2 separate regions of the Mus musculus genome follow, and region 1 is linked to region 2. A link is a loop called in an ENCODE intact Hi-C map of the cell type or tissue named here. Cell type or tissue: left cerebral cortex. All regions are shown on one strand. Each heading gives the region's core, and the rest is flanking DNA. Links, peaks and the distances in the headings are about the cores only.

Region 1 (15,912 bases), core at 6,176-8,675, 66 kb before region 2:
TTTTAAATAAAGGTTCCTCGGGTGCAGTGCAGCTACGTGTTCCGTGTTGGATAAGCACTGATGTCAGCCATGCGGCCTGCACTGCACCTGGTAAACACAGAATTGATTTTGTATCTTGCCGAGTGTGGTCAGAGTAGGTGAAGAGGGTTGGCTTTGCTGGGACAGCTGTAGTAGTGTGCGAGTGACATGCTCTTACCAGCTTGTTCTTCCACTGTGACCAAAATTAACTCCCCCCCGCCGCCCCCCCCCCCCCCCTGCTGCCGCCGAGTTCATTAAACTCAGTTGTGGTGTTTGTATCTGATCTGAGAGGTTTAAAATGTTTTTCGACAGCATCATCTTTGCAAATCCACTGTAAACTGTATAAATGTGAGCCTGAAGGCTGCGATCTTGTGAAAACCATGAGGAGACAACGAGCAGTAGCAATCTTCACTGTTAACATTGGCCTGCTCCAGGGACTAGGTCCCTCAGACCAACCTACAGTAGCGGGAAACACAAAACAAACCATGTGTATTCCACACATCAAGCGATGCTATGGTTTTGCAATACAGTTTGTGCATGTGTGAGTGTGAGTGTGTGTGTGTGTGTGTGTGTGTGTTTGAAGACCAAAGGCCTTGGGCTACCCCATTGGTAGCACAAACATGGTTTTCCTCTTTGCATCTCCTCAGTCACACTGTGGCATGAATTTTCAAATGGCTCAAACAGTTAGCAACAGCAATAATGATACAGTAGCAATGCAGTTGTAACAGCCAGAAGGACACATAGCTTTGTGGAGATAGGGATCAGGGTATAATTAGCCATAGACTTCCTTGGTGACTTTCAAGCAGTGTCCTTGTTAGCTTGGTCAGCTTGACACAGCCTAGAGTCATCTGAGAGGAAAATCTACATGGAGGAATGATCTCCATCAGATTAGCCTGTGGGCACACCTGTGTGAGATTGTCTTGTTAGGTTGATATAGGAGAGCCCAGCTGACTAGGGGGAGCACGGTTGCCTGGGCAGATAGTCTCATAGGAAAGTGAAATGGCTATTTTTCTGTTGCTGTGATAAAAACACCACAATTAAAAGCAACTTATGGAAAAAAGAGTTTATTTTGGCTTATGGTTCCAGACAGGAATTTCATAATAGTGGGAGAAGTTTTGAGACAGGAGGCTGGAGCAGGAAGCTAAGAGATCATGTCTTTAATTACATACAGAAAGCAGAGAGAGAGGGAGAGAGAGAGAGAGAGAGAGAGAGAGAGAGAGAGAGAGAGAGAGAACTAATATAGTTAGGCTTCTAACTGTTCCCAGTGACATACTTCCTCCAGCAAGGCTGCACGCTTCCACTAACCTTCCCAAACAGCGCCACCAACTGGAGACCAAGTGTTCAATACCCAAGCCTATGTGGACCATTTCATACTCAAACCACTGTAGAGAGCTAGCTAAGCATGAACACTGAGCAAGCCAGCAAACAGGGCTCCTCCAGGGTTCCTGCTGTGCCTCCTTGGCTGTGACCTCCTTGGCTGGTCAGAAGGAAGATTGTACAAACAAAATAGCAAGTGGCTCTGCCTTCAGGTTTCTGTCTTGTGTTCCCACCTTCACTGCCCTCAGTGATGTCCTGTAACCTGGAAATGTAAGCTAAATAAACCTATTCTTCCATGAAGCTAGAAGAAGCAGGTTGTGTAAGCCCTCTAGATTTGCAGACCTCTCCTCTTCTTTAAAATAGACTACTTTTTTTTGACTCTGTGTGGTCCTTGATGGAAGCCATGGCAGCTGCAGCATCAATGCTAATTTCTTTAGGTCTTCGTTCTCCTACGAGGTTACCCATGGGCAGCCGCAGGAGTCCATGGAAGCTTTATTCTTACACACAGTGCATTCTATAGAGGAGAATATGTGTTTCTCTGTCCTGCAAATACATTATCTGGGGTGACACAGCCAAAAAGGGACTCAGGTGGGATTCTGAGCTGAGCGGTCTGGTTCCGTGCATGCGATCTCTCCCCTTGGTTGTGGCACCTCTCCCAGTGGGTCCTGTTTAGAGAATGACATATGAGGAGTTGCAGAGAGGAAGCAGAAGCAGACTAAAATGAAAAGGGTGTTTTAAAGTAGTCATAGGAGCAGACTGAATGGCAGATGTCCAACCCTAAAGATCCTGAGGTGAGATGAATGTGCTGCACACACCTGGAGCTGGTCCTGCAGGCAGGGCTGACTCTCAAGACCTCTCCTGCTCTGAGGTTCTCTGCAGAGGATCTCTCACCAGAGTCAGAGAAATCAAGGACGAAGATGATGGACAATAAATGGGTGCAGGTCACCACCAGGACATTGGAGCCTTTGAGTCATCACAATGAGCTAGAACATTGTTGACAGCTAATAGAAAACGCAGGATTTCCAAACTCTCTACGAGGTTTTGGGGGGAAATCCTATATTCTAAAGCTTTCTTCCACCTAAATGGCCCCCAGGCCCCAAGAAGACCCACAGGAGGGAGTCCTGCTTGGCTTTGTGTTTGCCAGAATTAAAGCATGCCCTGGCTGAAGCAAGACTTGTAAATGGTACCGACAAGAGAGAGCCTTTAGGTCCGTGACCCAGAGAAAGCTCAATGTAGAACAGTCCTCAATGCCTCCCTGTTTATCAACAGTAACAAATTAGAGCCAGCCCCAATGCTCAGCCATCGGGAAGCAAGTGATGATTAATTATCTCCATGAAAGTTCACACAGCTGTTATCAAGTAATGGCCAAGGAAGCAGCACTGCATCATGGGAGATTTTGCTAATATAAAAATCCTTTGAAAATACCAAGAAAAGATCACTCGGCTTTGCTCGTAGGACCAAGAAGAATCGGCTAAGCAAACTCACAAACTCCCTTGGCAGTTGCCAGGCTATTGATTAATTGTTCTGCACATGTACACATGGTTGTGAGTGTGTGTGTGTGTGTGTGTGTTCATCACAGCACTTGTATGGAGATCAGAGTACAACCACAGGTATTAGTCCCCGTCTTCACTTTGTTGGTGTTGGTGAAAGTCTCTGTTCCCTGCTGCACACTGCACCTTGTGGGGATTCTCCTGTCTCTACCTTGCGTCTCACTGTAGGAGCATGGCTTCCTCTGGAAGAGGAGCCAGTGCTCCTAACCCCTGAACCATCTCTTCATTCAGCCCCTGGAATTCTGAGTTTAGAGCTCAGTATAGTTGCAAGCTGCCATGTGTGTTTATTGAGCAGCGAAATGCAGTGAGGATGGCTGAGTAATTGAACTTTTATTTTATCTAGTGCTATTCTCATTAAATGGAAACAGCCAAATGGCTAATGGCTGCTATATTGGATGGGCAAAGGCTCTTATCTCTCTGCATCTTCTTCTCTCTCTGCATCAATGGTTGCTTAGCTTTCCAACAAATTTCTTTATACGTTTAAAATTACACTTATTCCGTGTGTGTGTGTGTGTGTGTGTGTGTGTGTGTGTGTGTGTTTGCATGCGTGTCAGTGTACTTGTGAAAGTCAGGGGTTGATGTTGGGTATCTTCTTCAGTCACTTTCTGCCCTTATTTAATTATTTGTTTTGTGTATGTATGAGAAAGAAACAGAGAGAATGAGGGAACATGTGACACAAATTCCATGACATGTAATTAGAAGCAGAGGATAACGTTTAGGGGTTGGCTTTCTCCTAACTCCTGGGGTCAGGGTCTCTCTTGTTTCTGTGACTGCAACCCATACTCTACTCAGGGCTAGCTGCCTCTAAGGCTTCTGGTTGGTTCTGCCTCCCCTCTTCTCCTTGGGCATGCTTTGGGCATGCTGGGATTACAGATGCACACCACTCTGGCTGGAATTTTAACTGGGACCTGGGGACTGAGCTAAGGTTGAAAAGCTTGCATTGGGTAGCAGTTTTACCTGCTAAGAAAACTCCCCAACCCCTATGTCTGCTATTTGAGACAGGGTCTCTCACTGAATCTGGGGCTCACCAGTTCAGCTAGGTTGGTTGGCCAGTGAGCTCCAGTGGACCACCACCTCTGCTTCCCCAGTGCTGGGATTGTGGACATTCACTGTTGCATCTGGCTCTTTACAGGGATGCTGGGTATCTGAACTCAGGTGCCTGTGATTGCAGATCCAGCTCTTTACCGAGCAAGCCCTGCCTTTCTCCCCACAAACCACCTTGATATTGTATGATGTCTGCTTCCCCATTACCTCAAAAAATGTTGGATGGTCCTTTTCCTTCCCTCCTTCCTCCCACCCATCCATCCATCCATCCATCCATCCATCCATTCATCCATCCTTCCTTCCTTCCTTCCTTTTTTTCTGGCTGCAGGCTGGAGCCCGGGTCACCTATACATAAACAGCTTCTTCCCACTTCCACCCTCAAAGCACTGCTTTCTTCTAGTTGGCATTTCTGAATTTCTATCTGATGTCTGGAATCCTTTGCCCACTGTTCCTGAGCCCCATGCTATCTATGTGGTGGCTTCCCCGGGAAGCCTAATGAGGCAGTTGCCATGGTAACTGGGTGACATCCCTGTAGCTGATGCTAATGCCGTGGATCCGGAAGCCCCTTGCCTGTTTCTCTCTGTTTGGTAGACTAATAACATTTAAATTAAACGTATTAATTTATTTCATGTCAATTAATTTGTATGTTAAATGGTGTGTCGGCTTCACCTTCCCCCACCCCACCACAACACTCATTAATTAACTCCAGCCAAATCAGGAGTGCATCCTAGAAGGTGGCGATCGTTTTTAGCAAACTACAATTATGATACTCTGCTCCCATGTAGAAAATAATCAATGTCAAAATAATTGCTTTTTACAGGCCACAGTCAGCTGTCTTGTCAGATAGTTAACTTATAATTATAGCTGTTTGGATTTTTTGAAATAAAAAAATGTAGCCAAAATATTGGGAAGACAAGGGGTGACTGTTAATAATGTAACAGTGTGTGACACATCCAACCATTTTGTTCAATGGCGTCTGCGACTGTGCAGGGCTAGTGGTAGAGAAGAACCAGGTGTGCCAGGGAGTTAATCTGACCTTCGGTTAGAAGGCAACTTTTGCCTTCCTTTATCCTCTGTCTTTGGTGAGATGGTGGGAACACTGGTCGCTTCCAAGGAGATTATGTTGCTGGTATCTGCTGCTTACCAGAGAGGTGCACAGACTGCCAAGCTCCCTGGGAATCTGGCTAGTCTCCCTGGAAGTATCCCATGGATTGTGAGCACATACTATAGCCTCTCTCTCTGTACTTTGGGGTACCATTGTTTATGGTAATGATGAGTGTCTCGAAAACCAGATGTAGGTGATCTCTGCCCTGTCTCCAGTCAGTTTGTTTCTTCATTCTAGAGGAAAGTGAAGCTGAGGGGAGCTTAGTGCATGGGCACAGATTTACACACATTATCCAGCTTGGAGTGTTGTGCATTGTGTGTGTCAGGGACCTGCTTATGTGTAGCTTGAGGTCCCCTGTTTAGAGCCATGTGTTCTTTACGATGGTTAGTGTTAATGGTCAACTTGACAGAGTCATGGGACAAGGACATGCCTGTGGAAGATGATCTTGGTTAGGTTGGTTGAGGTGGGAAGACCCACCCACCGTGGGCAGCCCCTTTCCTTGACTGGGATCCTGAAGGCTCTAAATGGAGAAGGGGGACTGTGCAGCAGTGGGCATTCAGCCCCTTCTGCTTCCTGATTGTTGATGTGGCGTGAGCAGCTTCTCCAAGCTCCTGCTGTACTCTTGAGCTATGAGCTAGAATCCACTTCTTCTTCTTCCTTAAGTTGGTTTTCTGGGGGTGTTTTTTATTTTATCACAGCAACAGGAAAAGAACAGTTTGGGAGCTTAGACTTGTTCTGTTATTGCTCTTCACCCTCTGCTCTGGCAGGTAGCCGGCTAGTTATGAACAAAGTGCTTTCTACGTCTGCCTCTGCATCAGGACTGCGGTGATGGCGAGCAGAGCCAGGGAACTCACCACCCCCAACCCTAGCTGGCTTGGGACTGAAACATGACCTACCCGCTTTATCTTTTGGATTTTTACAGGTATCTCAGACGAAAACAGACCCCGAATTTCTGCTGTTGACAAGAGGAGAGCCCTTTGGCACTAAATAAAGACTTTTTCTTCCAAACTCAACTCAAAATGCCCTGTTTAAAAAGTCAGCATCTGAGCCAGGGAGGGAAGCTTGGGTGCTAAAGTGCTTGCCTTGAAAGCAGAAGGGCCTGAGTTTGATTTCCCAGAACCCATGTAAATGAGCCAGGTGTGAGAGTGCAGACTAGTTAAACATATTATGTATGTCTTCATGTATGTATGTATGTATGTATGTATGTATCAATCCTGTGTGTGTGTGTGTGCTTGTGCCTGCTGCTATCCACAGAGTCTAAAAGGCAACTGTATCTGAGTTGGAGTTACAGGTAGTCTTGAGCCATTTGAGGTGGGTAGCTGGGATCTGAACTCAGGTCCTTTGGAAGAGCATCAAAAGTGGTATACATTTTAAATTTCAGTACTGGGGAGATAAAGTCAGGAGGATATTCCTTGGATGGCTAGCCTCAACCTATTAGGTAAGTTCCAGGCCAATGAGAGACCCCCCCCATCTTAAAAAAACAAGGCAGCCAACATCTGAGCCGCCCTCTCACCTCTACATGTAAGTATACAGATGTTCATGTGCACTGCCTTGAAATGCAAGAGAGGGAAAATAAAAACAACACACATGAATAGGCCAGTCACCTAATTCTCCTTGAGTCATCATGGCCTCCCACCCTGCTTGGACAGATGGAAGTTTATGGGCAGACTTAAGCATCAGGATCCACCAGTTGCTAAGGATTTAAGAACAGGTGCTAAAACAAAATGTCTTTGTAAGTCTAACAAGCCATATCCCAGGTGCAGGCAAAGGAAATTTACAGACTTCTTTACTGGTAGCTATGTCTCCTGACCTAGCGACTGGCACACGGCGAGCACTTGATGAGCGTTTATTTTAAGGTCCCGAATCTCTTTATGTCTCTAATCTACTTTATGAGCACTGTTTCTCTTGATGATAGATCAGAGTGTCAAGACACCATTTCACAGTGTCCAGCAGCCAGTAGGTGTGTCCCGCCAGAGACCTAATATTTAGAAGACGTAATTCCTAGTCATATAATAGATCATCGTTCTTACTGGGCACTCGGGTCACCAGATTGGACCTTGGAGACGGTGATGGGTGTTTTCAAACAATGAGAACATTCAGGACAGGATGGCTCAGTGGGTACAGGCAGCCAATGCCAAGCCTGACAACCTGAGTTGGATCTCCCGGAGAAAACCAACTCTCACAATTTGCCCTCTGGATTCTCACACATGTACCTCGGCACACTAGTGCTGGTACACATGCCCCCCTCCAACACTACCACATAAATGAAATAAAAATATAATAAAAATAATGGAGGGGGACTGACTTCCATAGACACTGTATCCATATAGCTCTATGTAAATGGTTGACTAGTAGCACAGGCAGGATTCCCAGAACAAATAATTTCTGTCCTCTTTCCTCATCATGAGGATTCATGAGCTAATTCCTACAGAGTAGCTTGCCACGTTGAAGAAGGATGCTTCGCGGGGACATTGCTGGCAACCACTACCGAGGTAACTCATTGTCTTGTGGAGACAGAGAACAGGGCTCTTTGGTACAGAAGCCCTCAGGGGAAGCTGTTGCTTCAGACTCGTCTCATTATCAAGGAAAATGAAAAGATCCATTTTAGGATGGCTCTACTCCCTCCTACAAACAAAAGGCAGAAAGCCCCTTCGCGCCCCTATTCAGTTCTGTGGCTGGCTAGATCTTTGCCACAGGATTTGAAAATAATGGGAGTTAGGTTGTCATAGCAACACATTCCGTGCCATCGTGCTGACTCGGTGGTTGATTCCTCCGTGCTACTTTTATCTTAAGAAATGCTCGAAGTTTCTTGAAGCTCTGCTTCAAGGGTGTGAGAGCTGACAGCCTCATTCTGACTGACAGGCAGTGGGGCTTGCCTTCTGGCCTGCATCGCTGCTGTGTGTGGAGTGGAGTTGTTGAGTCCCTGAAGTTGGGAGAAAAATCTAACAAGTCAAATCTTCTCGTTTAACAAAACCATCTTGGCATCTTACGCCTGCCTGGAGCATCAGGGCAAACTTTTTATACCCAACGTCTGTTCCCAGTTTTTTTTTTTTGTTGTTTTTTTTTTTTGTTTTTTTTTTTGTTTTTTTTTTTTTTTGCCTTGTTTCACCTATTTGGTGATCCTTGATACTTGGTTCTCCCCTTCTGCCGCTTTTCCTGGGGTCACTTGTCCAGACATCATCACCCCATCTTCCAAATCTACAAGTTAACAGGTTAAGCATCAATGTCACCCCAGGGACACTATAATAGTCCTTGCATCTTTGGTGTATAGATGAGGAAACTGAGCCATAGTGGTCAGGTGACTTGATCAAGGTCACATGAGCAGAGGCAGAAATTAGGGTTGAAATTCAAGCCAGCTGACCCGGAGCCTCTCTCATCTCTACTGGTCTATAGAACATTCCAGCCCTGTTCACCTCACCCAAGAACCTTCTACTGTCAAGTTGAAATCAGCCCATAGTGGGTATACATGAGTCTAGTTCACTTCAATTTGCTCTGTAGACAGCTGTCAGAGAAGCTGTACATTTCTATCCATGGATACCATTGTCTCTCATCCAGCCTCAGATCCTATGCTGCCCCCTTGTGCTTTCAATGACACACACTGGCTCCCTAACACGCCCAGAACATGGCTGGGCTCTTGCCTTTGCCTACAACACTGTTGGAACTGAAGGCTAGTGGGACTGATCTCTGTAAGGGTGAGAACTGGTGATGCCTAAGCTGTCACTGCCTGCCTGATGCACAGCAGGGACTATCTCATATGTGTGTGTGTGTGTGTGTGTGTGTGTGTGTGTGTATGTGTGTGTGTGTAAAACACTAGAAACACCTTCAGGTGTCATTCCTCAAGAGCTGTTGCAAAACATATGAAACTCAAGAAGAAGGAAGACCAAAGTGTAGATACTTTGGTCCTTCTTAAAAGGGGGAACGAAACACCCATGGAAGGAGTTACAGAGACAAAGTGTGAAGCAGAGACTGAAGGAATGACCATCCAGAGACTGCCCCACCTGGGGATCCATCCCATAAACAATCATCAAAACCAGACACTATTGCAGAGGCCAACAAGAGCTTGCTGACAGTACCCTGATATAGCTATCTCCTGAGGGGCTTTGCCAGTGCCTGGCAAATACAGAAGTGGATGCTCATAGCCATCCATTGGATGGAGCACAGGGTCTCCAATGAAGGAGTTAGAGAAAGGTCCCAAGGAGCTGAAGGGGTTTGCAGCCCCATAGGAGGAACAACAATATGAACTAACCAGTACCTCCAGAGCTCCCTAGGACTAAACCACCAATTAAAAAAAAACCAAAACCCCAAAAAACAAAAACAAAAAACAAAACAAAACAAAAAAACATGGTGGGACTCATGGCTCTAGCTGCATATGTAGCAGAGGATGGCCTAGTCAGTCATCAATGGGAGGAGAGGCCCTTGGTCCTGTGAAGGCTCTATGCTCTATAGGGGAATGCCAGAACTAGGAATCAGGAGTGGGTGAGTTGGGGAGCAGGGGGAGTGGGGAGGGGTAGAGGGTTTTTGGAAGGGAAACTAGGAAAGGGAATAAAATTTGAAATGTAAATAAAGAAAAATATCTAATAAAAAAGTAAAAAAAAATACACCCCCCGCCCCGAAAAAAAAGAGCTGTCCACCTTGCTTTTGAGCCTGGATTTCTCCCTGGTACCTGGGGCTCACTGATGAAGCCAGGCTGGCTGGTCAGTGAGCTCTGGGGAGCCTCCTGTCACCAACTCCCTAGCTCTGGGATTACAAATGCGTGCTGCTACAACGATGCTCTTGGGGTTGAACTCTGGGCCTCATGATTGCATGGTGAGCACTTGGCTTGCTAAGCTATTCCCCTAGTTCAGCTTTTGATCAGAATAAGGGCAAGAGCTGACGTTTTCTATGTGTGGACAGAGTGTCCGATGGGTCTCAGGGATCGTCTCATGGAATCCTCCAATGCTCTTCTGAGGGCACCCAACCTGAGAAAAGGGCATTGTGACCTTGGACTGCAGAGGCTTGACTCCTAAGCCACCCCTGGTTCCCTGGCTGCCTGTATCCTAGAAGCGTGTAGCACCCTGCAGACTCCTCAAGGGTTATCCTGCTCTCCCCCTGCCACCTCCCACTCTCCCTGGCTCCATCTTGAACCTCTGTCCCACTCCTGTTTCTGCCTCTGCCTAACACTAACTGGCACATATAAATGTTTGTTGAATGACTGGAAGAACTTCACAAGGGACCCCACATTATTCAGAAGACATTGTCGCTGCTGTTGTGGCAGGGAAGAGATGAGCTATGTGAAACAGGACAAAGCCAGCAGAGAAGCTGCTGATGGCTTGACAACAGCCGGGTGTAGGAGGAGGAGAGGGACGGGTGGGCACTACATCAGGGACAGCACTGAGAATCGCAGGTAATGCATGGATTTATTGCCAGGTGGAGGGGAGAGCTGCTGTGTCAGTCAGGCCAGGAGGCTTGTGCCAGCCACCGCCCTGGGGCGTCCTTGGAAGCTTCTAGAGACAATGCAGGCTCTCAATGTGGGTGCTCAGGACTTGCTTTCTTGTTCACTCACTTCTGAGCTGCAGCCACCCATCCTGGTGACAAGATTCTAAGGCAGCCTATGGCAACACCTTGCTGAAGAATGTGGGTTCATCCTGAGCTGGGCAGAGCCCCTTGGAGGTGGCCTGATGCAGAGGGATGCCAGCTTGTGTCATCTCATCCTGCCCCTTCTTTGTAGTTGGGTAGAAATGCAGTTCTCAGGACACCTGCCCCTCCTTCTGTCTCAGCCCTTGGGAAGTCCAGTTCATTTGCACAATGGCCACCAGGAGACTTCAGGAAGCCCGTGCCGAGAAAAGGGGATCAGAATTGAATTCCTGACTTGGCAGAGATTTCCCTTCTCACACATAGGGGAGGGAGCTGCAGAATTTATAAAGTCAAAGCAAGCTGAGACACTACATTTGGCTCTTTGCTGACCCGCCTTGCTACATGTTGGCACTGCCGTCTAGGTCAGACAGGACCAGCTAAGATCCGAATGCACTTTTAAAATCTCTTGCCTGGATGAAGGAGAAGCAGGTCTGTTGATTTTGATTCTGCATCTTTGGTCACTCAATCGCCGTCCCTGGGACATCATCTGACTGTGACTCTGATCCCAGAGGAGTAGACAGAGGCTCCTTTGGGTATTGATTTTATTGGTCAGTCTGCAGTGGGTGGCTGAGTGTATATCATGAAACTAGACCTGGATCCCAGTGCTGAGGAAGAAGAAACGCTCATGCCACCCTGGATATAGGAAGAGACCAGTGATGTTTTCTCTTAGCTAATCTTTCAAGTTTTCCTTCCACCATCCCAACCCCCCAGTCTTTGAAAGGGCTTTTCCAAAGTCCCCAGGAGACAGTCTTCAGCATGGCTGCTCACAAGAGAATACAGGTTAAGTGTTGAATTGGTTAATTCCAATATGGCACCATTAAGGGAAGTAATTTCTCTCTCGCGGAGCTAAATTGGATTAATTGTGCTCATGGGGAGTGTGTTTAACAAAGGGCAGGATTCAAAGGTGCCAGGTTGGGTCACAGGAAATTTGGTTCTTTGTTTTACGGCTGAACAAAGTGTTTGCCATTTACACCCTGAATGAAGTGGGCCCAGTTTGAACGTTCTCAAGGCCATTAGTGTTGGAGATGAGAGTTTGAACATTTGTTTCCCCTGGATGATACATAGAATGCCACAGATTATCATAGGCAAGATTAAAGCATGCCCAGAGGAGCTGGGGCGATAAAGCCGTGGGTAAAATGCTGGCCAAGTAAGCGTGAGGGTCCAAGTTCAGCCGCCAGAACCCCTATTAAAGCTAGGTGTGGCAGCACACACCTGTAACCCCAGTACCAAAGAGGCAGAGACAGGAGGACCCATGGGACTCAATGGCTAGCCAGCCGAAGTGAGTTGGTGAGCCCCAGATTCCATTAGAGACACTGTGATGGTTAGTTTTAGTTGCCAAATCTAGAATCACCAGGAAGAGAGTTTCAGGGAGGGGCTGTCTCGATTGAGTTGGCCAGGGGGTTATCTATATGTGCAGGATTGGGTTGACTGTCTTGATTGATGAGGGAAGACCCAGCCTGAAAGTGGGTGGCACCATTCCCTGGCTTTGGACCCAGACTGTGTAAGTGTGGAGAAGGCTGCCTGAGTACTAAGCACGCATGCACAGCTCACTTTCTGTTCTTGACTATGGCTGTGATGTTACTGGCAAATTTAGTCTCTGCTTCCCTGATTTCCCTGAAATGATGCACTGCACCCTGGAGTTGAGAGCTAAAATATACCCCCCCCCCCACCTTCCCCCTTGCACAGAGCTGATTTTTAGACAGGGTGCTTTTCTTTTTAAATTACAGCAACACATCCGAAACCTTGACAGACCCTGTTTCAAAAAATTAGACAGAGAGCAACTGAGGAAGAAGAATCTATTACCAGCCCTGGCCTACCTATGCATAGACTGACAGAGAGAAACACACCACAAAACACAGCCATATCCACATATATACACACATCACAACACACACACACACATACACACACACACACACACACACACACACACACACACACGCACACACACACACACCACTCACTGCTGAGGGCAGATGGCTCATAGGTACATTTAACACCAGATCAGAATGCATAGAGGTCAGTCTATGGATGAGATGTTGGCCTAACCCTGGGAATTAAGGGAGGAGACAGGCTCATAGGCCTTTCTGCACTCAGATGTGATGGAGGTACTAATCCCTGAAGGTAACGGGACTTTCAGAGGCAACAGATGGCGCTTAGGGGCAGTGAGGGTGACAGGGCGGGCCCTGAGCTCCAAGACCAGGGATGAGTGGCAAAGCAAGCCCCTTATTAGGTATGTCCCCAAGTGAGAGAAACCAGGGACCCAGCAGTTTCACATCTGCCATGCCCTTTTCCAGGCACAAGCCAGCTTCTCCTTATTCTGCAGTGACATCAGGAGTCAGAATCACCCTGTCCATTATGATCACAACAGCACATAATCTGATGGGTGGCAGGGGCTGGCAGGCAATAAGACAGCTGGGCTGCAATGAATGAGACAGGCTGTGGCTTCAGGGTGAGGCTGTGTCACGACTGGGGTCTACAGACCATTTGAAGATGTACTGTCTCCTTAAGAACAAAGGAGTATGGTTTTCATGATGTAGGAAACCACAAGGGGCTCCCAGATGGAGGAATGGAATGCTCCAGTGCTCTTTGGGTGTCCCCAGTAGAAAGTGATGCCCTCTCCACCCAAGTGAGGATGCGCTTGGGTGAAAGAAACCTCTTCCTGTTCTCATGGGCCCCTGGGGACCCTCCAGTCACTTGTTACCATGGTTAGAGTTCCCGGCATCATGTCTCTTTATTCTCGTAATCCTGCATGCACACACACACACACACACACACACACACACACACACCACTCACAGTGTACTGGGGGACAAAACAACCTCCATTGTATTTGCTGAAGGATAGCACAAAACCATTTCCTGGGATCATCTCTCAGCAGGTTCAGCTTTGGGTATCTGAGGTCAACTTTGGCTGGAGGAGATTCTTCCTAGAGGGATTCTTTTGTGGGTTGGGAAGCATGAAGAGAAGTCCTGACATCTAGGCACACCATAGATGTCAGGAGCATCCCTGGTAGAGCTAACCGTAGACACGGAAGAGAACAGACACAGGGGTGGGACTGTCAGAGGGGCTGGGAGCAGAAGAGGCTGAGATGGAGACAGGCTTGTGTGTTAATTGGCAGAGCCTCAGAAGCAAGACGCGGGAGGGCTTTGGCAGTTCAGGGAGGCTAAGACTTGCATTAGGAGAAACAAGCCCCGCTCCAGAGGCCACAGCGTGCAGCTGCTGACAGCTTTAATTCAGGCAGCTGGTGAGGGGCATCTCTTCATGTTCTGCCCACATTCATTATTGTATTGATATTCCATGCACAGACAAAGTGTTCATTCTTGTTTGTTTTTTCTTTCTCTTCACACTAGCAAGAAAAAAAATCTACACGCTAGACTCTTTAAGAGAAAATTAGACACGTTGTAGAAAACACAGTAAGAGAGATGTTTGAGTGATCCAGGCCCCCATCCTTCAGAAGTAAGTAATGGTTGTTTTCTGGGGTCCACTTCTATCGTACATCTAGATTCTAAACAACAAATGAAATTAGAAACTACAGGTCATTTTTAAAGCCTGTTTTTCCCCCTATCAATACTATCAGAAACCTTTCATCACACCCCTACATCCTTTGCTGTGGTCCTACTTTGAATGGCTATGTGGTAAGCCTTTGTTAAAACCCAGGGGACATGCATTTGTCCAGGTGGCTATTATTAGACCTTCATCTTACAGGAATGCCTGCTGTCCTGCCTCATCCAAATCGATCCCCGACTGGTGCCCAGACCACAGAGAAGTCACCACACTGCCTCTTGTCCAAAGCTATTTTTTGTGTTCTGTTCTATCCTAACTCTGCTCTTTGGCTAGTGAGGGGCTGCAGACAAAATGTAGAGTTTCTGAGACCTGTGATGCATACACTAGATGCTGAAGCAGAGGCCACAGCTTGGCTGGAGAGGAGGAAAAGCCATCGATGTATGAGTGTTCCTTCTTCTCCACGAGCTCCTTCCAACCACAGTATAGAAGCAAGTCACCAGCTCGCGATAAACATGGCTTGGTCGCAGCCTGGCCTGAGCCAAGCCACTGACATTGTAGATAAATGAGGACTAGTGAAGCTGCTCCCATCTCCCATCTGGGTAGCTGAGTTGGGTTTCCATTTGTGCCCGTACTCTGAGTCCTTGATGAATGGGTCACTGTCACACTGGCAGTCAGATTGTGCACTGTTCTCCATTGAGCTCACATCCCAGGAGCTAGGGAAGACCATGTATGTCCTGTGAGTATATGCTCTGAAGTTCCGGGGGCAAGAGACTCACTGCTTAAATGAACAAGTTGGAAGCCCAGCATCCATGTGAATGGCAGGGAGAAGCCTTCAAAGGAGGCCCTACAAGAGGAATGTGGGATGTTCATCTGTTCTTTCATCTATCCATATACCCATCCTCTAGCACATATTTCCACCAATCAACTAATCTATCATTCATCTACCTGTCTACCAACCCGTCCTTTTATCTACCTATGCATCCACCCACTCATCTTTCTATCATCTATCCACTCATCCACCTTCCCACTCTCCTATCTCTGTACCCACTTACTCATCTATTTCATCTAGGTATCGACCTAGTCATCTATTCAGCCACCTGCTCACCTACCCATCTTCATGTACCCATCTGACCTCTGCCCACCTTGCTACTCATTTATCCCCCTGTCCACATATCATTCCATTTATCTATCTACCTGCCCTCCATTTCATCTGTCTATCCATCTATCTGTTCATCTACCCATGTCTTCATCATCCATCCACCTACCCACCAATCCATCCATCTATTCTCCCACTTTCCCATCATCTATCCATCATCATCCATCAATTCACTCATCCATCTACCTACATAACAATCTATCCACCCACCTATTTATCCACCCACCTTCCTACCATATACATGCCCACTCAACAATCCATTTATCCATTCATCTATCCACTTATCCAGCCATCTGTCATCCATCCATCATCCATCTGTCCATCCATCCATCCATCCATCCATCCATATACACAGCAATATACTTGACCATCTAGTCATCTAAGTACTTATGCATTCATTTAATAAGATGTATTTATCACTTACTATATGCAGTCTATTTTTGGTGCTTAGGACACTCAGTGAATAGCAGTGACAAAAATCCTTGATCATGAAACTTATCTCTAGCAAGGAGAAACAGGCAACACACTGTGAGTGTTTAGAAGACATTAAGCGGCAAGGGCAAAAGCAGAGGAGGGGATGGAAGGCTGCAGGTTAGAGTAGA
Region 2 (15,912 bases), core at 5,653-8,152:
GATTCAGGGTCTCGGTTTTCTGCAGAAAGTGTCCAGGCTTGAACTCTGGCTATGTTGTCAGCCTGCCTCCAGTAACACATGATGCTATTTTGTTTGCAAGAGTCGGCTGCGTGTCAGTTTCTGTGATAAGGAGGTGATGGAGACCCTGCTTTGTGGGAGGGTCTGACAGGCAAGTGAGAAGGGCAGAGTTCTGACAGTGGTGTGGTTGGGCTGCATAGTGTCCAGCTCTGAGCACAGGAGAGTGATTGGTTGAATGTGAATCATAAAGAGCTAGGAGCTAGGAAGATGGCTCAGTCAGTAAGATGCTTGCTGTGCGAGCACAGAGATCAGAACCATCCCCAGGACTCACACAGAAAAGCCAGGCATTGTGGTGTGACTCAGGCATTACCATGCCTCACTTTGTCCCAAGAGCCCTATGCTTTTGTGCTCACACCTAGTGTCTTAGGGTTTTATTGCTGTGAACAGACACTATGACCAATGCAAATCTTATAAGGACAACATTTAATTGGGGCTGGCTTACAGGTTCAGAGGTTCAGTCTATTATTATCAAGGAAGGAGCATGGCAGCATCCAGGCAGGCATGGGGCAGGCAGAGATGAGAGTTCTCCATCTTCATCTGCAGGCTGCTAGCACAATACTGACTTCCAGACAGCTAGGGTGAGGATCTTAAGGCCATGCCCACAGTGACACACCTATTCCAACAAGGTCACACCTCCTAATAGTGCCATTCCAATAGGGCCAAGCATATGCAAACCATCACATCTAACTTACATGCTATCCCCTGAATCTAGGGGTATTTGGAAAAAGTTATTTCATCTGGGAACCCCTGTACAGAAGCAACCAAGCCAGCTAAGAAGGCAAGTTTGTATCTGGGGTTCCAGTCTCATCTATGAATGCCACCAGTTCTCAAGCTCTTCCAGTTCTGTGGCTTGCTCCTGTCAGAATCACAAGGATGATCCATCAACTCCAGATAACTGAACTGCTTAAAGCATCAGGTGTTCCAGACGTGTGTTAATGGTTGCCTTTGGTGAAAGGGTCCTCTTTGGGATGTCATGGAATGTCAGATGTACCTACTGTCCCCAAAAGACCTGGTAAGCCACTGCTACCAGAGCCATTGAGGTGGTGGGAGAAATTTTTTTACCATTGTTTAGTTTTGATGATACAGGGTTTAATGTATCTTGGGCTGGCCCCACGCTCATTATGTAACAGAGGGTGACCTTGAACATCTGTTCTTTCTGCCTCCCAGGTGCGCTTTCATGTCCAATAGTTTGAGATGCTAAGGGTGGGACCCAGTGCTTCATGCATGCTACTGAGACCCTCCCCTACTTCTAAAGAAACGTCTCTAACCTCAGAAATGATGAATTCTTCCCCTTTTCTCCTCCCCTTATGGAAATCTGTTAACATAAAATGCTTGAAATTGTTTTTGGCACGATGACTTAGCCATATAATCCTTTACAGAGAAAGACAATAGATAATTGGACAATTAGAGAGAACATTTCACATGAAATTCTTTACTCTGCCATGAATGAAACTGGAGGGGTTGGCTCCAAGTGGGAAAAGCACCTAAATTCCCCTCATTTGGTAATCAAGGGTTTCTTTCTTCCTCTTTTATTGTTTGGCAGTTTTATTCTTTTTGTTTTCATTAATTTATTTATTCACTTTACATTCCCATTACATACCCCCCTCCTCCCAGTCCCACCCTCATAACCCTCTCCCCCTACTACCCCTTCCCCTTCTCTGAGGAGGAGAAGCCCCCTGGCACATCAAGTTGCAGCAGGATTAAGGGCACCCTCTCCCACTGAGGACAGACAAGGCAGCCAGCCCAGCTAGGGAAAAGGGATCCAAATGCAGGCAACAGAGTCAGAGACAGCCCCACTCTAACTGTTAGGAGATAGAGGAGTCAAGGGCACTACAAGAAGACATACAGAGTCAACTAACCTGACCCATGGGGGTTCACAGAGACTGAACCAATGAAACATGCATGGGCAAGACCTAGGTCTCCTACACGTTTGTAGCAGATGTGCAGCTTGGTCTTCATGCAGGTCCCTGTAGGTTTTCTGAGACCCTCCACGCCCCATGGAAGAACCCAATACTTATCCAACCTTCCTCCTACTCCCACCCCAAGACTGTTTTCCTTTCTAGGATTTTAAGAGCAACCAAAGGGTGTTGTCTGCGCATCCTCAGGTGGCTGTGGAAAATAGATTCACCAGCTGTGGTAGGAGGTAGGCTCAGCCCAAACTTGCTATATAAAAAAAACGCAAGGTCTGTAGGAAAGCTGGCTGATGTAGCTGTTTGACACATTCCCTTTGAAGCATATATGTCCCTTTCCCCTTTCCTGTTCCATACCTCAGCCCTCTCAACCTCTGAGGGCTTCATCCTTCACTGCTCCACCTCCAAGTGTCCTACCCTAGCTCCTTCCAAAAGGGTCTAGTCTCCCAATGACTCTATGGTCTCCAATATCCTAATTACTGACCTTCTATGGGGGTCAAACTTGAGAGTAACACAAACTGAACTTACATTAACCTTCACTAAGGTTTGATGAATGATGCCCCCCGGCATGCATTTCAGTCTTTTGAGTAGATTGATTGTTGTAAGGCTCCATGGTATGGTGCTATGGGTGTAAGCTGTGGGTGCTATGTTTTAATATAATGGGCTTTTACTGGAAGACATAGCAACAGGAATGTTGGCAACCCCTGCTTCCAGGTTTGTGCTTGGTGGGTTTGGCTGAAGTAGGTGGATTCATGTGTGCAGAAGGAAATCAATTCCATTAACATTGTGACAATACACCCTCTTTCCTTGCTTGTTTCCTTTCTTTCTTCCTCCCTTCCTCCTATGTTAGTTGTTTTTCTCATTGCTCTGACAAAACACCCAACAAAAGCAACTTAAGGGAAGAAGGTTTACCCTGGCTCACAGTTTGAGGGATACAGTCCGTCATGGCAGAGAAGGTAGGACAGCAGCAGCCTGAGGCATGGCTTCGGGGATGGCACCGGGTGCATCTGCTTACTTTCTCTCTTTTATTCAGTTTGGGTTCCCAGCTCACGGGATGAGGCCACCCACATTCAGGGTGGGTCTTCCTACTTCAGTTAAAACTCTCTGGAAATGCACCCCCCCACACACTCAGAGGTTTGTTTCCAAAGTGACTCTAAATATAATCGAGTTGCGAGAGAAGATGCCTACCACCCTCCTTCCTTCCACTCTGCACCCGCCATTGTATCCCAGATATCTGCTCTCTGGAGTCACATTGCTGGGCTGGCTTGTCATTCTTAGGGTTTGTCTGCCCCAGGTTCATTTGAGAACTCTAGGTGAGGAGGCTGATGTTCCTGAATCTTCGAGCTCTCTGGCATCAGCGACCTCCTTGGTCCTCACACACGATATCTCCATTCTGCCCTTGGCTTTGGCATGGAGACATCCAGAGTCAGGACTATATCATAGCCGTGCTTCCCTCCTCATCAGCCCTGGCTCATCTCTGATCACTTTGCATTTCTTGCACCAAGATTTGTCTTCATTGCAAAAGAACTACTTACACGGGCTCTTTCCAGGTCCTGCTAACCTGTGCTCCTATGAACAGTGAGATGAGCATATCTCTGGACCAGAAAGTCTTAAGGAGGAACACCACATGGAGTGGGGCTCTGTGCTCTGGAGATGCTGTTCCATGATGGGTTTCTGCCCAAGGCCACCTGGGTGATTTCTCAGGTCATCTGGGAGTGTGAGATACAGGCCCCTGTCTACCAGGTTGTCTGGCGATACTCTGAGACAGTGTGGGTGGAGGCCTTTGCTAAACTGGCTTGTGGACTATAAACTCAGCAGCTTGCATGCTGGGCTGGGAGCCATAAGCAAATGTGCTCAACTGGTGACTTCTCCAAGGCAGAAAAGAGAAGACAGTAATTCCTTAACAGGGCAAACACAGCCTGCTCCTAAAGCCAAGAAAACAGTGTGGCAGACCTGTTCCATGCTCCTGAAAAAGAGGATCTTTCTATGGTGTCTTAGTTTGTTCTCTCTATAAAGAGGGGAACACTGCATAGGTCTTTTTTTTGTCAACTTGACATAAGCTAGAGCTATCTTGAAAGTGAACCCTCAATTGAGAAAAAAAACCTCTATTGGATTAGCCTGTTAGCAAGTCTGTGAGACATTTTCTGCATTAATGATTGTTGTAGGAAGACCCAGCCCACTGTGTGTGGCACCACCACTAGGCAGGTAGTTCCCAATAAATAAATAAATCCCCAATATCAGGAATATATATATTTCATATGCATGTATATATCCTTAATATATTCTTGATATATATATGTGTGTATGTATCCTTGAGATATATATATATATGATATATATACATACACACAAACACACACATATATACACATATCCCTGATATATCCCTCATATATATATATCCTTAATATATCCTTGATATATATATATATATATATATATATATATATGTGTGTGTGTGTGTGTGTGTGTGTGTGTGTGTATCTTTGATATATATATCCCTGATATACACACATATCCCTGATATTTAGCATATATATATATATCATATTCCTGATATATAGATCCCTGATATATTTGTATGCCTACCTTTGAGATATATACATATGTGTATACATATGTGTATATATATATATCTCAAAGGTATATGTATATGTGTGTGTGTGTGTGTATGTGTGTGTATCCCCAACACACACATACACACACTCATAGACAGACAAGCTGAGTTCTCCATGAAGAGCAAGTCAGTAAGTAGTATTTATCTATGGTTACTCTTGAAGTTTCTACTTCCAGGTTCCTACCTTGACTTCCCTTCATAATGGACTACAAACTGTCAGCTATAATAAACCCTTTCCCTCTAAGTTGTTATTGTTGTTGTTGTTGTTATTATCATGGTGTTTATCACAGCATAAAAGCAAACAGAAACAAAAACATTGGACATGACTTCTGCAAACTCTTTAGGAGTCTATGTACACTTCAGCACCTTCTGTTTACCTTCCAAAATTCAGGCAGAATATGTATAACATTCTTTCCAGAACTTCCAGCTGACGGAGGCGCCCACCTGCTCATCACACACCTCTGGTTCCAGGTGGAGTGCACCTTTCCTGGGTAGACACCTGTGGTCTTCAACACCTGTATGTGTGGCTTTATGACCCGCTGTTCCTCCCATCCCTCTGCAATGTGGTTATGTTGGACCATGTGACACTCACTGTGGCCCTTGGGGCCCTGGGAATGCAGTCTTGGAAGTGATAGAGACCCTTCACAGCTGCTAATATAAGAATGAGTTTGTGCATTGTTCTCTAAGAAAGGAATCTGCACATTCACTATGGTTTGTTCTGAGGGAACCTGAGCACAACCAGGAAGCAGAAGGGTGTGAATGCTGACTTTATGTAGTCTAGGACCTAAGGCCAGGGATAATGCCACCCTTCTTTAGGGGAGTGCTTCCTCACAGTCCCTCACAAGCACACCCAGAAGCTAACCTCATCAGAACAATCCCTCACAGGTTTGCCTGAAGGCTTGCCTCCTGTCAAGTTGACAGCCAACACAAACAGTCACAGGAGGACACAGGAGTAATACGAGGTGGCCTTGGTGTTCTGGAACCCTTGCCCTTTGACACAGAGAGATGAGACCATCAGGGAAAAGAGCAAGACCATAAATCTAAGAGACAAGACAGACCATGTGATCGGAAGGTCAAGGCTAACCATTGGACTGGCTGACTGCCTGTGTTTGCCCTCCTGCTAGAATCCTCTGGCTGAAGAATGGAGGAAGACCGACCCTTAGGATGCTAACCCACCGTCTTCTTAGACTGCTGGCTTTCTGGATAAGACAGAGTTTAAAGATTCAGTTCCTGGTTTTTAATTCAGGTGGCTCAGACCCAGCTATAACGCTTCATGAACTGTCTTCCTCGCCCCATCCCCTGGCCACACTCTTCACACCCTTTGGGTCTTAGCTTCCCGATCACAGGGACCGAGAAGTCGTCTCATCTCCTCCAGAGCTGGAGGAGGCTGATGTGGCTGGCCAGCCAGTCTAGCCTAAGAGAGACTCTGCTGGGGGAACTAAGGTGGAGTGTGATCAGGGAGGGTACCGGCATCCTACTCTAGTTTTCCTAGACACAAGTACTACAATACAGAACAAATAATGGAAGGCAGATCTCTTCTACTGAATTACAAGATCTTGAAGGATGGGCTGCATGCTTTTCACCTGTCCCCTGAGCTTCAGCAAGTGTCTGGCATGGAACAGACATGCAGGAGTGTTGTTCACTGGAACCAGTTTTAAGGTGCTCCATTGCTCCACAGACAACAGTGCCTGCATCTCCCTCCCAGGAGGCAGGTCGGGATCATACTTTGGATGCTGCGGCGAATAGACTCAGACTGTTTCCAAACAGTGATCTTCCCATTTTCCAAAATGTTCTATCTCCCAGGAGTTGGAACTGAACTCCATTTGTGCCATGTCATCTCACACAACCGCCCCCCCCCTCCCCAAGTGACCTGTTATCTTTAGAACGTGCTGTAAGCCACGTGGACCTTTCCATTCGTTTCATTTTAGAAACACAGCCAAGCACATACATCTCATTTTAGATGGATCCTGGCAAGCTGACTTCCTGTTCCCATTCAATCAATCATCCCCCATCTTTGGCAGGAAGGAGAGCATGCAGTTTCACACGTGCCAACCCCAACATATTTCTAATTCCATCATGGCTGGGTGGGTGCCTCCTCTGCCGTAGGATTTTAAGATGCTTAAAAAAAAATGTGTGTGTAAGAGTATTTCACAGCCAGATCTAGGAACTCACAGACTGGGTGGTGACAGAAATAAGGCCAGAGTTCTCTGTGGTAGAAGGAAAGAGGCCACACTACCAGAAAGTGTTGCCAAAGCTTAAAGCACTGGGGTGCTGGGTACCAAGGTGTTAGTGGTAACTTAAGAGTAAAATGGACCGAAGTGGCTCACAGTGAAAACAAGAAGAAGGACTAGGTGCTCCTAAATATATTCCAGGGACCAAGAGAGCTCGAGAAAGGGTGAGCTGACAGCCTTTGGTATTGGTAAGGGTCCACTTAGTCATTTCAAAACCTTAAGGCACTGTGACAGCCAGTTTTCCTTGTGATGTTGCAATGATCACTGGTAAGTATACATTCATGTCTTGAGGGCCTTGATGTGTATCCAAGCTGTGTGCCTGAGCACACATGTGTTTAATCTTGTCTCCTGTCAGTTCCTTAGTAATTCTGAGGTCTCTGTAGATGGTCCCCTGCCTTCATAACTTAACTCCACCCCTTGTCATTAGTCCTTTACTGAAATCAATAGCATCCTTCCTGAGAAGCCGAGAGGGACTATGACCTTTGGTTTATTTCTTCAAGCTCTGATTTATCGTTTCCCCATTTCTTCTTAGAACAGACTAAGAACTCCCCTTTTCTGCCTGGGCTGTCCAGCAGGGAGCAGGAAGTACGGACTCTAAGGCATAGCTGCGATTGGAAGGCAGTGGGCAGAGACTCAACTCTGCAGTGCTAGCTTCTCCTCCAGGACCTGCTTCTCAGATGCTGTTCCTTATTAAAAAAGGATTCAAGCACAGAATAGCCTCTGTGTTAAGATTGTATTTAAGAGTCACTTCATTATTTATGTGAATGGTAGCTTCAGAAGTATGTTGCACGAGCAAGAAGCATTCCCCCCTCCTTCGCTTAACCTATGTTAATCTCCTTTTTTTTCACAGTCCAATTTGCTCCCCTTCTGTTCTGTTCTCAGCTGGCTCCTGGTGCTTCACTACAGATACCAAACTAGTAGAGCAATAATCTGTTATTATTAATAAGTGGCTCCGTGGGCAAGATGCAAGCAAATCGTATTCATTGCATCTGTAGTACTATGCAAATTCACTGGTTTTGGAAACTGCATTCATCAGCAGGGTGGCTTTTGTGTATCTGCTAGGCCTCTAGCTCCCTGCAGCAGCTACATGTTTCTTGTCACGTGTGAAGTCCAGTCTTCCAGAGCTCAGATATGACTTCTAGGTATGTGTTTAACCTGTCTCTGAGCTGGGGTGATGGCTCATTTGGTAAAATGTCATGCAAGCAAGAGCACCTGAGTTTGGATCCCAGCACCCATGTAGAAAAGATGGTGCATACCTATAATCCCAGCATTGGAGATGCTAGAGACAGGAGGACTTTTGGGGTTTGCTGGCTAGCCAGTCACAATGAATTGGCAAGCTCTGGCTTCGGTGAGAGACTCCTCCTCAAGAAATAAGGCAAGAGAGGCAATTTGGAAAATACACAATGCCAACACCTGGCCTTCACATATGTGTGTACTGACATGTACATATGTATACATATGCATACTCAAATAAGCATGTACACACATAGACACACAAACCCATACAGACACAGATGGACACACAGGGGCATGGTGCATTTCAACTGTTAGGGTCTACAGTCCAGGCCATGGTAGAATTATCAGTCCACATACATGACTTACTTTAGATGCATTTGTGTGTTTAAAAATTTAGGCTCGAGTTGTGTAACATACACACACAGACATACCACACACAGACAGACAGACAGACACGCGTGTGCACGCACGCGCGCGCACACACACACACACACACACGTGAGCACAGACACACCACACATAGGCACACAGGCACACCACACACAGACATATGTACCCATACACATGCGCACACACACACCACACACAGATATACAGGCACTCACACATGCACACACACATACATACACACCACACAGAGACATACATGGACATACATGCACACACACACACACACACACACACACACACACACACACCATATAGACACATGCACACACACATAGGGACACACACACCACACAGACACACACAGAGGCACACATGCACACAGATACACACTGATATACACACACCCATAGACATACATGCACACACATGCACATTCACACCCAGCTGGTATGCTTTGTCTGTGAGCACCAGTCCTGAGCCTACTTGTGTAGGACTTGGGGTTCACAACATGCTCTGGGTTAACTGGATCTGTGTGCCATTTTGATCTGGTTGGCCAGTCTGCCACATGGATCTGTTTTTCTTAGGGGTTTGCTTATTTGCATGGTTTAGAATGATACGAATTGCTTTTCATACCTGGAGAATTTTCTTTCTTTGAAAAGTCCACAGCTCTGACCTAGCCAGGTCTGAGATGGTAGTCCCCAGTCGCCTGTGACAACTGGACTCTTGACATGTAACTGGTTCAAATTCTGCTTTAACTCTACAATCTTAAATATAGGAGGTGGGAAAAAATACAGTGCTTCAGCCTCATTTCTATTAGCTACAGATTAAGATGATCTCCTTAATTTTTAATATATTGGTGTAAATAAAAATATACTAGAAGGTTAAACTTCAGCTTAAACAAAACAAGCACTTTTTTTTCTTTTGAGTCAAGGTCTCACATAACCCAGGCTGACCTCAAACTCACCATTTAGGCAAGGATGGCCTTAAACTTACTCATCATCCTGCCTCTACTTCTTGAATTCGAGGATCACGTGCATGTGCCATTGTACCTGTTTTTTATGCAGTGTCTGAATGCAAACGCCGGGCTTTGCCATCTTGGCAAACATTTTACCAACTGATCTGTATCCCTATTCCTTAAAAAGGTTTAAATGAGGTTCTAGAAACTTTAAAGCTGTGTGCCTTGATCTTTCTGAAAACAGTATTACTTCTGGTCACATACTCAAGGACACAGGCTGATGGACCAGGTTGCTCCTTGGCCTCAGCGAAAGTGCATCAGTACAACGAGGGAGATGAAGGGTGTGTGCTTTGGTCACTATGTACCTGACAGGCATTTACTTACTGAGTACCTACTGTGTGTGTGTCAGATATGAGACAAAAGGCTTGAATGCTTGGGAGAAAGAGTCCTGGATGCCCCTCCAAGGGACATACTTGAACTTTACTCCAGCCTGGGGTCTCACCCAGAACTGAGGAGCCACGGGAAGAGCAGGGGAAAATGAGGGGTTCCTTCTGCATTCACATGAGGGGCTGTTTCTCCCATAGCTATAGCCTGCATGACCACCTTGAAAATGCCCACCTGTAGCAGCATGACCCAGACAAGAACAGACTCTCTGGAGACAGGCTTCAGTGAGACAGCTTGTTTAAGGGGGGAGGGGGGGACAAATGTTGTTTAAGTCTTTGGGGGTTGAGTAGGGGGGCTATCTGGAGTGAGTGTACATTATTGGTCAGGGCTGGGATCCTGGGGACGCCTCATTTGCATAAAGAGGAAGTCCAGGTGGTGCTTGGCATGACCTTATAAGGGGAGAGGAAGTTTAACCTGGCTACTGGCTATGTGACCTCCTGTGTTGGGAAAGGTGGGGGCACAGGGAGAGAGTGGTGTTACTCCTGCAGCTTCCAGGACAAGATTTCTGGGGTTTGGATATGCTTTGACCCCACTCTTGCCCCAGGCTAGCTCCCCCTGTCTCATAGTTCCCTGGCTCCACAGTGAAAGAGACCCTGGGATCATTGCCAGCCCTGCCTCTGCCCTCAGAGCAGGTAGATCTGGGCAACTCTGGACTCCAGTACCCAGCTCCCTGGCCCATTGCCTATATTATAACCTCTGGTGGAATCCTTCCAAGTCTGACACCCTCCAAGCTCAGAGGCTCTGTAGACATCTGACCCAACGTTCTCATCTTACTGCAAAGCTCGCTCTCCTCCAGGCATGCCAAGGTGGCATTCTTTCTGTTCTCTTCTCAAGTCAGGAATTAGCCTTAACTATTTATCACCATCCTGATTCCCTCACTAAAGATACATTCCTAATTCAGAGTGTGTGTTGATGTTCTTGCTTCAGTTTTGTTTCCAGTGTTATGAAAAACTACCATGACGAAAGCAACCAGAGAGAGAAAGAGTTTTAGCTGGCTCACGATTTTGGGCCACAGTCCATCACTGTGGGGAAGTCAAGGCAAGAACTTGTCACATTATGTCTACAGCCAAGAGCAGAGAGCAATGAAAGCATGCACGCTTGTGGATGCTTAGCTCTTCCTCATACAGTCCAAAACTCTCTGCCTAAGAAATGGTGCTGCCCACAGTGGGCAGGTCTTCCCACCTCAATGAACATAAGACTGTCTCCGGCAGACAGGATCACAGGCCAACTTGATTCCAGGGTTCTAGATTGTGTCAAATTGACCCCGTTAGCTACCACATGACTATGGTATCAGAGACAGTGACAGCCACGGGAGTCTGTCTGGATTCCTTGTCTCTGGCTCATTTTTAGTTACTACTGTAGGTCACCCATCTCAATTCCAACACGTGGGATCTAGATTTTTAGGAGTGGACATTTGCTGAGAGGGTCATGACTCTAACTCTCCTAATCATAGATGCAATGTTGGAAATTGAGGCCCGATGCTTGGTGGTATCCACCTGTTTCGCTGAGTCTTTTAAAAGCCTTGGCTTCGTCTCTCTGCCTTTCTCAGTCCACAGTCTGGCACACACCTGGAATACACAAAACTTCTTATAACGGGTCATTCACTCAGTACCAATATCAGCTGAAGAGGGGGCTGGGACAAAAGCCACACTAGGAATGCAGAGTCCTCCTCCACCACATCCCCAGGTTTGATGGCTGGAAACTGTGCCAACGTGTCTAAGACAACACACCATTTCCCTTCCAGAAGTCACTCCCTAGAGAAAGTTTTCACTTTGAACTATGTCCCTGGATCTTTAAAGCCATCTTGGCTTTCTACTCCCCTTCCCCACCCCATTCCAAGACAATTATCTCTACCACACCCACACCCCAAGGTCAGGCATCTCTTGTTTCTTGGTGGCTACTGCCAAGTCTGCTACAGATGGCACTACCATGTCCTCCAGTGGTCAGCTGGGTCTTTCAACTCATTTGTGATAAATCTGTCACAGAGAACCCTAAGCTCTCTCTCTGTGCTGAGGAGAAGCCAGGCAGTGGTTCCCACTCTATCCGTGCAACATTTATGGTACCTTGCATCCGCTTATTAGCTCTGTAACAGATGCTGAGCGTGAGGGTGTGGCTCACCAGATAGAAGACTCTGGTTGCTGGAGCTTTTCATAAGCCCACAGATAGGAAGGAGATGGCAGGTGTGTAGACAAAGTCACTGCTGTGTAGCCTACCTAAGCATAAGTCCCACAGGTCCCCGAGGCTGCAATATCACCCTTCCAGCTATGAATCTGAGAGGCACACAATTGCAAAGCCTGCTCAGTGGGCTGAAGCTCAGAAAAACCACAGCAACTCCGCCTCTGCAGGCTGTTCACCAAGGATGGAGCAAGATGCACTTTGCGATGGTGCCAGGATTTTAAAACACATTATTGACTTTAGTTTTTTTTTCTCTCTCTCTTCCTTTCAATAACTTGTATAAGCAATGAAGGGACTTAGGGTGGATTGAGGAAGACATCGAGCTTAGCTTAAGTGGAACCACCATCTTCTTTGATCTGAGGGTTAGAAGCAGATCGTGTGTGACTGCCCCGTGGGAGTGGAGGTGGCTGTCTGCAGGACGGGGCTGGGCTCCTCCCCCATGATGGTGCCACGCTGGGTTCTCTTCTTGTCCTTCGGCATACTGCTCTCTGTCCTCAAGTCTGTGTTGTCATATTTCTTACATCTCTTAATGGCATTTATTTATTTAGTGTGTGTATGTTGGGGGGGGAGGGGGAGTGTGTGTAGAGGTCAGAGGACGGATTGTATGAGTTGGGTCTCTTCTTCCATATGTGGGTACTAGAGACAAAACTCAGGTTGTCAGGTTTGGTGGCAAGACCCTTTACCTGCTGAACCCGACCTCTCTCTCTCTCTCTCTCTCTCTCTCTCTCTCTCTCTCTCTCTCTCCCTCTCCCTCTCCCTCTCCCTCTCCCTCTCTCTCTCCCTCTCCCCTTTCTCATGCCATGTGTATGCCATATATGTGCAGGTGCCCACAGGGGCCAGAAGATAGCATCGGATCCACTGGGTCTGGCTTTACGGGCAGCTGTAAGCAGCCTACTGTGAGCAGGGAACTAAACTTGGATCCCCTGGAAGAGCAGCAAATGCCCGTAACCACTAAGCCATCTCTTCAGCCCCGTTCTCCCCGGTTCTCCCTGATCTACTTTTCTTCTGGTGCCTAGCCATGAGATCCCTGCTTGTGGGTAGCTGAGGCTCCCAGCAGTGTAACTCAGCTGTTTCCCGACTGCACCCTGTCTACCTGGTGACACACAGCTCAAGGGTAACAGGTGGCAGAACCTTCAAGTTCTGTCTGAACATTGAGAGGCTCATCCCAGCACTGTAGAAACAGCTCAGCTAGACATGATGCATGAGGCTGATATTAGGGTCTGATCTATTAGGCTCTCTGTGCAGAAAAAAAAAAAAAACAAAAACCTTGCTATTTAAACAGATTACCCATATTATAGATTAGGAAGTTGACACCCAGAGAGGTTGAGTCGCTTTCCCAGAATTGCACAGCTAGGCAATGAAGGGCTAGGATGAAGACAAAGGCATCTGGATGCAGCAGAAAGAGAGGAGTCATTTTGCTGACAATGTCTGCTTAATCTATTGTGTGCCCTTAAGTACCCCAGCCTTTGCTCTCTTCCAAGGCTTGTCTTCCTCCCCACCCCCACCCCCACTCCACCCCTCACTGCATTTTCTTTTATTTTTTATTGGTTATTTACATCTTTTTCCCCAATTTTTTATTAGGTATTTTCTTCATTTACATTTCAAATGCTATCCCGAAAGTCCCCTATAGCCCCCCCCCCCCCCCGCACCTGCATTTTCTGATCTACTATTGCTAACAGATATATCAGAGGGGCCTGGCCCTTCTTAACAGCAATGTCAGGCTTTTTTTTTTTTTTTCCCTCCAGAGCTGTGACCTTGGGAGAACACTATCCTTTCCTGACCTTGGTGTCCCTTGTGATTTCATAAGGACTATAGGGGAATTTTAATAGAATTGCTAATGGATGGGCTTTCAGGGTAGAGAATTTAATAACCATAGAGCAAAGGCCTTGGGATGTCTGTCGGCAAGGGCAAGAGAGCTTGGACATCTGGGTTTAAGGGATATTGTCCAGTGTCTGCCCCAAGAACACCATGAAGTGTGGTAGATGGCCAGAAGGGGGCACTCTTCCCTTACCACTCAGCCTATCCTCAGTGTGGTGCCTGCCCCAACCAGGAAGAACTGGAAGCACAAATTGGGGCTTCTTTCTCTTTGAACCTCAGTGCCCCAGCCTGGTCTGGCTGTTAAAGCCTCAGCCCTGACCCTGGGAAGATCTGGTGCCCGACCCCGAGAAGCCTATGCAGCAGATGGCCTGTAACATGGGACATCACACAGGGTGACTGGATTTACCCTGTCTCATCTGCTTAGCAGGTGTCAAATAGGAAGCTCAGCTTGCTTCTGCAGGGCTTGGCTCCCCCTCCCCCCTCTATGGTTGTCTTTTATCCTGCAGGAGCAGGTCCTGGCATAGAAGTTTCCTAGCTTGAGCAGGACATAGTCAGGCATCTAAAACCACTCCCTCCCCTCCTGCCCAGAGCTCTCTGGAACCCTTCATATCCCATTTGTCCAGATGGTTTACCAGTACTCTCTGCCCAGCTCCTGGTATCACTGTCTTGTGACTCCTGGGGCCTCTCCTTCCTTCCCCTTCCCTCCTCTCTGCCTCCAGCATCTGCACTCTCTGCTCTAGCATCCACTGCAGGAACACGTCCCCAGGGTGGGCTCTGTGCAAACCTCAGACTGCAAAGTGGATTAATGAGAACTTACAGAGCCCCGCTTCCTCAAAGTGATGACTGTTGAGCTAGACCCAGAATCAGCATCTTTTTTGATCTAACATTTATCCAGAGTTTACTACAGGCTGGAAAATGTCAGGTGCTCTCTATCTTCACTCTCATGAGCTACAGGCAAACATACTGCAGCTTTTTTTTTTCCCCAGTTTTACACCCTACCCTGTTTCTTTGACGATGACCATGAACCAGAGAGGCAGAAATGCTTCCTTGGCTCTGAGCCTTGAATCTAGGTTGGTCACATATAAATTCCACTCTTCTCATCTTTAGCTGGTCCCCCTGGATCCCTCTGTGATGCCTCTGGTTTAGTATAGCAAAATATACAGACAGGGCAGCTCAGATCATAGGTATTCACTGCTCATCGTTTTGGAGGCTGAGAGTCCAAGCCAATGGTGGTGACCCTCTCCCCTTTTTTGTACATACGAGGGCTAATCTTGACTATCAACATATATCACAGATCTAGAATCACCATGGAAATGAACTTCTGGGTAGGGTATGCTTCTGAGGTCATTCCCAGACAGGTTTAGCCGAGGGAGGAAGGAAGACCCACCCTGAGTGCAGAAGCACTATTTCATGGGCAGGGGACCTGGAGTGAAATAAAAGAAAGGGAATGAGCTGAGCACCAGCATCCATTTCTCTCTGCTTCCTGACTGTGGGTGTGATGTGATGGCTGCCTCACGTTCCTCTACGATGGACTGTACTCTCAAACCGTGAGCCAAACGAACCTCAAGTAGCCTCTTATCAGGCATTTGGTCCCAGTAATGGGAAAAGTATGGGATACTGTACATCAAGTCTCTCTCTCTCTTTCTCCCTCCCCCTTTCCTTCTTCCCTCCCTTATATTAAGTCACTAATCCCATCCTGAGAAGCCTCAGTCCTCAGGGCTTCATGTATCCCCCCCCCCCCAATCACCTTCCTAAAGCTACAGACCCAAAATCCAGCACCTTTAGGGATGGGCAGAGGACTTCAGTATATGAGTGGGGACAGAGCATGGTGCAGTCTATACGACTGCAGTTATGTCGGGGAGGCTCAGTAGCCCCAGGTCTCACCCTCTAACTCTAGAGAGGAAAGGCACACAGATAGAGGGGAGAGAGGAATTAGGAAAATCCCCGAACCTTAATTTCTTTTCCTTCTTTCTCTGAAGCGCAGAGACTTAACAAGCTGCAACCAACTTCCCTAAATGACCAACACCCACCTACATCCCTGCCTATCGGGGCTCTAGC

The links. A loop is a pair of places that touch in the nucleus more often than their neighbours do. Peaks named below come from ENCODE experiments on the same cell type or tissue, not always from the same donor. Only the 100,000 strongest peaks of a DNase experiment are listed, where the experiment ranks them.
Region 1: it touches region 2 in a loop (2.7-fold over the local background); 2 of 42 quality-filtered maps call a loop at or near these places.

What each region holds. Positions count from the first base shown.
Region 1 is chr4:142,945,764-142,961,675 of GRCm38, reverse strand. No RefSeq gene overlaps it. Among named protein-coding and RNA genes, the nearest start is that of Mir7021, 180 kb to the left of the region's middle. In left cerebral cortex, for the core only: no CTCF peak of the experiment used is centred there; a DNase peak (open chromatin) is centred at 7,673.
Region 2 is chr4:142,878,792-142,894,703 of GRCm38, reverse strand. No RefSeq gene overlaps it. Among named protein-coding and RNA genes, the nearest start is that of Gm42341, 240 kb to the right of the region's middle. In left cerebral cortex, for the core only: no CTCF peak of the experiment used is centred there; a DNase peak (open chromatin) is centred at 6,656.